Linked DNA regions of Homo sapiens: region 1 is linked to region 2. The links are chromatin loops, found by intact Hi-C in ENCODE. Cell type or tissue: ovary. All regions are shown on one strand. Each heading gives the region's core, and the rest is flanking DNA. Links, peaks and the distances in the headings are about the cores only.

Region 1 (2,500 bases), core at 1-2,500, 480 kb before region 2:
GTAGTCTGCGACAGTTATGCAAGGCTCCTCTGATAATTATGTAGGCAGCCTGAAAGGGGCTTTTGTTCTGGGAGTTATTCATTAGGCGGGCATTGAATTAGAGGAACATGCGGGGGTGCGGGATGGAGGGCAATGATGGCTGATGAGCAAAATGAGGCTTTGATGAGCTCCTCATTGTCGTGACAACAATTCCTGCTTTCTTTTTTTACAGCAGTCAGAAATAAGCTCTCCCGCCCCCGGGAAGGGTTTTTCCCCATTTTGTCAAGGAAAGGGAAACAAAGGAAAACAAAAATCTAATAATCCACCCCAGATGACAAATCATTATGTTTTGCAGGACGTGGAGAGAGAGAGAGAGAGACAGAGAGAGAGAGAGAGGGAGAGACAGACAGAGAGAGAGAGAGACAGAGAGAGGGGTAGAGAGAGAGAGAGAGAGAGACAGAGAGAGAGAGAGAGAGTGTGTGTGTGTGTGTGTGTGTGTGTGTGTGTCTGTATGTGTGTGTCTGTGTGTGTGATGTCTTTGACAGAGGTAAGAGAGTCCCCTCTTGGTCCTAGCTGCCCAGGTGAAGGACCAGGATATGCAGTAACCTGATTCCTGGGGGCCCTACCACCTTCTGGAAAGAGGCCAAGCCCAGCTCTGCAGCCACTTAGACTCTTATTGGTTGAGGCACTGTTACCTACTGGCTTGTTGCTTGTCAATATGATGATCAGTGTTACATACTAGGGGCATGGAATACCCCAGTCTAGCAAGAGACCACCATTCAAATTTAAATGGTCTGGATAACACAATCTGGGCTTTCTTTCAATACCTGGAATCTGATGAAAACTGAGTAACTTCGAAAGAGAAAGGATTTCTCCCCAGGGGAGGTCGATGAGAATAATTATTCCCTTATAGCTTTACCAGCTTTGGGGAAGATTTACCAGCTAGTTGTCTGCATGGAGCTTCTTGCCTTTTTTGGAGCCAGATGGTTTCTTCTTCCCGGAGATTGAGGGGTTTACCAAGAAAAATTAGGATGCACAAAGTGCCAGCAGGTGGCAGCAGGAGCACACATTATGTGAGAAATGCTAGCGAAAGCCTCTCCAGGACCGGGGAGGTAGCTGAGCTTACACTCCATGGTTTTCACTGCTGCTGAGGACCCGAGGAATAAAAATTCCTGGATAATGTACAGTGAGGTGTCCTGGACAGAGCACAGGCATTAGAATCAGACACTCCTGAGTTTGAATCCCAATGTAGTCCTTATACAATTATTTACTTTTCTGCGAAATTTTCTCATCTGTAAAATTGAATGAATAATACCAACCTCACAGAGGTGGTATGAAGAAAAGATGAAGTGAAATAATGTTAGTAAAGCACCCACAAAAGGGCCTGAAATAAAATAGGTATCCAAAAATATTCCTTCTCTTTTCTTTTATGTCCCTATTATTATAAAACACAGCTGGATGGTCAATGACTTCTCAAATTGTATTTATTTGTTTGTTCATCCATTCACATTCATTTGTAACTATACTCCCTACAAGAGATTTAAGCCGGTTTCTCTAAATATTTGTAATACATGAATTTTGCATGCCTGATCCAAACAAGGATCTCAATGAGGACTCATTGTTATCACTCCCACACCCCCGCCACCACCGCCCCCAAAAAACAGTAATGCAATAAAAGCTGTTCAACAAAGATAGCAGACTATGGGTTTTGAGGCATGCCTCTCTGACACTCTGCCACAATTTGGGAATGGGTTTTAGGAAATAGATATTCTTTAGGTTTCCTTCCATAACTATTTGTTCTCAAAAGGTACTTGAAGGCAGTGAGTTAAAGGTTGTACCCTTTCATCCATCATTAGACATGGCTGGTTGCTGTGCATTCATAAGTCAGCAGAGCAGGGGAAGGGTTGAGATCTTCTGTGATTCTAAAGGAGTCTCTCTAAATACAGGTAGCCATGAACACAGAAACACAGATAATATTATTTTGTCACATAATATAATGGGATATTGTCAGAAAAGGACACCAACCTTATAGATAATGGTCAGGAGTAATAAGACTTCAAAGTGGATGATTAAGCATGCAAGGAACTTGGGTTGTTTGCCACAACTATGTAGGTGCAAAAAGTAAACAACAAAAGTCAGTACATCAGAGCAAGAGAGTTTATTATTCACAGCATAGCAAACAGCAGGAACATCAGCTCGGTAGCCCAAGTTGCCCTGTTCCCAAGTCCCATGGTGTGACATGATGAGCCCAGATGGCACCTGTGCGTGCAGTGAGTTGTCCCATAGCTAGGGAGCCCCAGGAAAAGGACTCAGCAGCTTTTATAGCAAGCAGTAAATGAGCCAATTCCCCTTTCCCAGGAAGCAAGTAGTTGTGCAGTAGTCACACAGTAGTATCCTGACCCCCTTCTTGGAATTCTCTACCTGACTAGTTAGAGGAATGGCTAAGGTTCAGAGGATGGTAGGGCCTTGCAGTTTGGCTCACTCAGCAAAGATGTACAGGGACACTCCTAGTCTATGGAAG
Region 2 (6,076 bases), core at 2,174-4,673:
GAATCCCACACATGTGCAGGACTGGTTACTGGTTGGAACCACTAAGTAACCTATTGGGAGGCAGATTGGTAATGATGCCATCTAAGCTGTTGGAACAAGACTTCTTAGTTAAATAAGCCACTAAGCCCCCTCCATTGCTTAAAAGCCAGTTTGATCATTGTTTCTTAGAACATAGTGACCTGATATGCAGACCTTCCTCTTGTGAATTTGTTGAGGACTTTTCCTACAAGGTCTTCTCCAAGGTCTGTGTGAGGGTTCGGCATTAGCATCTGGGAAGCCAGGGATCCTCATGCTAAGGCAGAACAAAAACAGGAGTCAGGGCTGGAGAGGGGCGTCTGTGGTCTCTGGGGCAAGGCAGCTTGAGGTGGGACCCAGAAGTCCAGGGAATCAGAGAGGAACAGTGGGTTGGAGTAGATCTGTGGGTTGGAATAGGTCTGTGAGAGGTCTTAGGGGAGTGGTCTTGCCCACAGTGGAGTGGCCCCGAATCCACTGAGGATCCCGGGATGGGGGTGCAGGCCTTCGGTTATCATAGACTGTATATGTGTATCTGGGTGGGGGTGGGGGTGGGGGTAGGGTGGTGTGTCTAAGTTCTTTCATGTCTGGGGTGGTGTTGTAGATCGAACTTCTCCCAAACAGGCTCAGCCACACCGGTAGGACGTAGTCTCTTCCTGTTTTGCTTTATGATGTTCCTGTCTCTTAAGCTGAAAAGAGCCCCTGAAAGCCACTATTTAGTTGCCTATACTGACACACACCTGCGATTGGATGGATCGTCTCACACAGAGAGTTATGCACCATTCATAGCTAACCTCAGGGCCGGGGTGGTGCTCAGAAACACTGTCTTTATGATATACATGGGCTTTTGAGCTCGTGGCTTGTGGTTGTGGACTGAGAAAATTGCTTCCTGGGTTTATAGAGATGGTAGGGGAAATGACCCTCTTGCCACCACTTATTCAGTGATGGCTTCCTGGTGTGATGCTTGGGGATGGATGTGACTGAAAGGATTTCAGGAGTTAATTGGAAGAGTACATCATAGCATGCATGATTGATCCCTATGTGGTATTATCATTATTAGAATCCCAAAAAGGTGATGGTTAAAAGAGTACTTAACTATTTGCTGGTCACTGGAGAGATGGAAACACTGAACATGTTTGTCCTTATCCTGCAAGAGCTCAGAGCCTAATATGGACAGCAGATCTGTAATAAATATTGTAGGGGATGGTAGAGGGACAGATTCACATTGACACAAATTTTTAAAAAGTAAATATTTAAAAGTAAACTTTTTCCCTCCAGAATATTACTGGTATTCATCTTCTTCCAGATAGAATATCTAATATAAAACCTATGAAATTTATCAAGAGAAGGCTTAATACAGGAGATGCTGGAAGCGCATAGATTTTCCTCAAATCCCTCTTGGTACATGTGAATCCACTACATCCAGAATCAGGCCATGCATCTTCACCAAATCATTCCCTTTGGGGAAGTCGTGGCTCAGTGCTCTTCTGGTTCAGGAACACTGAGCCAGAGTAAATCACCCCTAATGGTCCTCTCTGCAGCCAGTGAGATTTCTAATACAGCAAGAATTCAATAGAACAATACCTTTCTAAGGTACTAGCTAGACTGTTAAGAGGGGCTAATGTGGTAGCAGCCTCCTGGCACAAAGGCAAGGGTCTGTGGTTAGTGACTGTCGTGTCTGTCTGAGCAGGGAGAATGTCCGTGAGCAGAATAGCTGGTGTCCAGATGCTCCTAGTGAACTTTTATCAGTGAGCAGACGTGGCCTGGGAGGGCAAGCCAGACAGTCCAGCCGGCTTGGAGCTGGAAGGGAGGAGTTCAGTCTTAGGTCAAGATACTGTGCTGAGGGAGGTGGAGCTGTAGAGGCAGTGGGCAAACTGGGGGCTCCCTGGGAGCCCTGGAAGCAGCTTCCACCACTTTGGATATTTGGCAATTGGAGGTGGAAGGATGCCAGGGAAGGTGTTTGGGTTTCTTTTCTCTGTGAAGTTATGGCAGTGCCATCTTCCAATCAGCCATCAAGAGAGCCACCTTTAAGAGTGCCTCAAGTGAGCCAAATTAGGGGATCGCCGGGACAGAAAAGCTGCTGAGGTGGGATGAGCACTGTGGATCATCTTCTGCCCTTCTGGAAGTCTTTGTGGGCTGGACATCCCAAATGTGGGCCTGGGAAAATAACATTTCCCATACTTCATGTGTGTATGTTTCATTTTTTACAGTGGTGCTTTTGATAAGCAGTGTAACATCAAAGCCAAGAACTGTGCTTTCCATTTCTGGAAATATGAGGAGCCCAGAGGCTTCTCTTTGAGATAAGAGCTGTGTGACTGTGTGAGCTACTTAATTTCTCCAAACTTCAGTGTGCACCTTCTTTGCAGGGCTGTATAAGGATTCATTGAGATGCTAACCATGACACACTTGGCTCACAGTGGGTACTTAGTCCTTGTCAGCTTTCCTGCCCGTCTGCAGGGGTGGCAGTGGTGCCAGGGGGTGGCGTGCTGAACTGCAAGTTCATCTGGGATCTCCTGGTTGTGTTTGGATTTAGCTGGGGTGTGTCCTCTCCTCCTACACCTTGAGTCACCAGCCAAGGTGGAGGAGAGAGGATGGGGTGTAGCCTGTGTCCAGCTCTCTCTTGGACATGGTTGGGAGGTGCTGACCACAAGTCCGAGGCCCTGAAAAGAAGTGCTGCAAGGAGGATGTTTCTTTCCCCATTGGCACAGCATCAAGGTTCTCAACAGCTGGACACAAACAAGCTGTTCTGGGAGCCGTGTCTCATTCCCCTTCACCTCCTGCTTGCTGCCTGCTACGCTCACTGGTCACCAGGGCTGACGTATGGGGAGGAATGGAGAGTGGTCTCACTGACAGTGGATGTCATTGTTTGCTCTCTCTGGAAGGAGGATGTCTGACCGAGGCCAGAGACCACGCTCAGGGGACCTGGACGCCCGGGGAGTTCAAGCGAGCCTCTGTCCTCAGTGATGGAGTCCTGGGCCACTGGGGCAGTGTTTGGGTGCTGCTTCCACTCTGGCTCTTGACAACAGAGTTTGTTCCCTTTGAAACAAGTTTGTAGGAACCAGAGTGTGTGAGGGGCCTTTGGCAGCGCTGAAGGAAGGGCAGCTGGAATCTTTGACCCCCTCAGGCCCCCGCTGGCCTGGCTAGAGAGCTCTGCCTGGAAGGGGACCTCTGTTGCTGGGCAAGGGAAGGCACCTTTGGCTTTAGGAAGCCTGAGGGTCTTGTCCCTGTCCTGGTTGCCAGGGCTCTGCCTAGTGCCATGGAAGGGAAGACCAGATTGGAAGTGATTCAGAAGCCGAATAAATGAAGAGCGTGACAGCACTTGAGAGTCTTTGCGCATGTCATCTCATTTAATCCCCTAATAGCAGCAAGGGCGAGAGGCTTAGACATGTTAGGAAGCTTGTCACACCGTAAGCAAGACAGCCAGGAATTCTGATCTCAAGTCCAGCCACCCCTGACCATCGCAGAGCTCTGTGTGTGTGTGTGTGTGTGTGTGTGTGTGTGTGTGTGTGTGTGTGTGTGTGTGTGTGTGTGTCCCCGTCCGTCCCGAGCTGTGTGTGTGTGTCTGTGTGTGTGTGCACGCGTCCCGGAGCGCACGCACCCATCAGTGAATGCTGCCTCCACGTGGGCAAGGCATATGCGTTTTTCTTTCATTATTCTCAGAAACAGGCATCCAGTGCAGAACGGGCCTGTAATGGTTGCTGACTAAGTGCTTAATGGAGATGTTTCTGCTGATAAGCCTCAGTTGAAAAGGGAAAGACGCAGGCAAGCTGGCCAACATCAAAGCCGGGCTTTGTTTATAGATAAGGGTAGGTTTCATTCTGTGGGTTCCAGAGCCCCTGTCCCCAAATCTCAGAGGGGGTGAGTTTTAAACAGAAACTGTGTTTATCTCCCGCAGTGGGCTGGAAGACAGGCCTGCTGGGACTCAGAAGCTTCCCTCCCTCCCATCCTCCCTTCCTTCCTTTTTCCCTTTCTTCTTCCCTCCCTCCCTTCCCAGATAGCTAGCCACTGCCCTCATTTATAACATAACATAAATAATGCTCTCTCTGCCCCAGCTGTTTCCGTTTGGTTTTTGTTCTTCACATATTTTATTCGTACTTGATTGTGGGTTATTTAAAGTAATTTGGAAAATATGAATATTAAGTAGAGGAATCTGGAGAAGAGGTCACAGAACTGTAATGGACCCAAGCTGCAAAAATGCAAAACACAGTGTGTAACCATATGTGTGTGGACCTTCCCTCTTAGTTAAAACTGGCCATGACATGATGGTATGCCCCTCTTAACAGGTGTTTCAACTAGATGTAACCAAGTAATAAGTAGCTTCAATGATTGGGTGATGACGATTGGACTAAATTGTAATCTGGGCAGAAGTATAGAAATTCAACAGTTTTAAGGGCATTTGTGATATATGTGTATGTGTTACTTATGTGTTCTTCAGGACACAGATGGGGCCAAAGGACAAATTTTCTGTGTTTTCAGCACTGGGGTGCATGAGGGAGCAGGTGTCGGCCACACCAACACATATAAGTTGTTGCCTGCGGGTACAGATCAATGAATTCTTTCCTGTTACTTCATGGCTCAGAGGAAAGAAGGAAGAGCCAGCAAGTTAAGATCATGTATATGACGTAGAGCTAATCCTTTTAAATTACATGTTACAGCACTTCAGGTTTTGATATGCCCAGGACTGAGGTCCTTTTAGGTTTTCAGAAGACTGAGAATTCTTAGGAACCTAGACAGGGCCTCTGTTAAGGCTGAGCAAGCTGCGGTCTGCCTTCCTGTCTCTTCTGTTGGGCAGTCACGGGGGTGCTGATGCCAGGTGGCTTGTGAGCCTTCCCACTTTGCACTGTGCCTGCACTCGGGTGGCTTTTTATCAATCCGATACTGTTGCACTCACGTCCCACTTTGAGGCTGGATGAAGTCAAGCTGCCCGCCTTGCTGCCACCCTCTCTCATTCCAGTGTCTCTGACCACACTCTCACTAGGCCCTCTGGAAATCCCCTGTAGGATTTTGGAGGAGCATTCTGAGAACGGTTCTCTTGTATACGCTCTTGTTGTCAGGACACTTGAGCCAAAGTTGTTGGTCATTTGCCCCAGGAGCCCCTTTTCTTCTGCACGCTCTTTTTCCAGGGGATTTCAGGGTAGGTTCAACACTTTAAGTTACCCCGCCCCCTTTTTGGTATTTGTAGTGGCTTACACGCCCCAGGTAACTGAAAACTTTTGTTGGCTTATTAGGGGCATTTCCACATTGGAGCTGTAATCCGTGGAGATCAGGAAGACGTTTTCTTTGGGTGACTTTTTTCTCCTGGTGATGCAGTGGGCCAGTGCAAGGAGGAGGGTGAGTTTAGTTGCTATACACAAGCCAGGTACAAGACTTCCAGAGTGAGAGGGATAATTTACACCCTGTGGCTATTTATTTAGCACATCTTTTGTGTGACTCTCCAGTGCTAGGGACAGGGATCTCAAGATGAGTAAGACCTGGTTCCTGCTCTTAAGATGCTCATGGTTTAGTGGAGGGGACAAAGTGGGACACAGGTGATGATGGCATTACAATGAGAATGTAGAGAACCTACAACTGCTGCACCCCTCCCTGTTCTTCAAGATGCCTTCTCTGGCCATCAGGGCAGCATGTGCAGAGGCCCGCTGGTTTGGAATAGTGTTTCTTTCCATGTGTGATGCAGCGTTCCCTCAAAGCCGAGGCGAGGTTTATGCACACTGCCCAATTGAAATGTGTCTCATGTTCACTCGCTGCTGGATCAGCAGAACCTCGCGCAGGGCACTCCTTGGGCTCACGCTAGCTACTTTGCCTTTGTTTCTTCAGGCCTTGCGCTGCTTGGATTGAATTGGATTCTGCCACGCTGATATTATTATCTCACGCCTTTAAAGCCAGAATTTGTAATAAACTACTAATGTTCTTGGAATAAAGGCACTTCAGAGCATGCGTAGCTTGAAATAATTCTTCTAACACCTAGAAATTAGCCAATTTTACTTTTGAAGGAGATGAGAATAAACATTTAGTGGTCAGCCAGACGGAGAATAAATGGCCAGCATTTGAGATTTTCCTGCTCCTG

Evidence for each region. A loop is a pair of places that touch in the nucleus more often than their neighbours do. Peaks named below come from ENCODE experiments on the same cell type or tissue, not always from the same donor. Only the 100,000 strongest peaks of a DNase experiment are listed, where the experiment ranks them.
Region 1: a loop joins it to region 2, with 13 times the contacts of the local background. A loop is called at or near these places in 3 of 110 quality-filtered maps.

What each region holds. Positions count from the first base shown.
Region 1 is chr11:12,330,447-12,332,946 of GRCh38, forward strand. It overlaps a transcript of MICAL2 not described here. Among named protein-coding and RNA genes, the nearest start is that of PARVA, 46 kb to the right of the region's middle. RefSeq lists an enhancer at 24-525. In ovary, for the core only: a CTCF peak has its summit at 1,019 (motif pointing right); a DNase peak (open chromatin) is centred at 1,045.
Region 2 is chr11:12,811,297-12,817,372 of GRCh38, forward strand. The region is part of intron 3 of TEAD1 (TEA domain transcription factor 1); the gene reads left to right. Among named protein-coding and RNA genes, the nearest start is that of TEAD1-AS1, 110 kb to the right of the region's middle. In ovary, for the core only: CTCF peaks have their summits at 2,528 and 3,625; DNase peaks (open chromatin) are centred at 2,745 and 3,595; H3K4me3 peaks cover 458 bases; H3K27ac peaks cover 2,352 bases.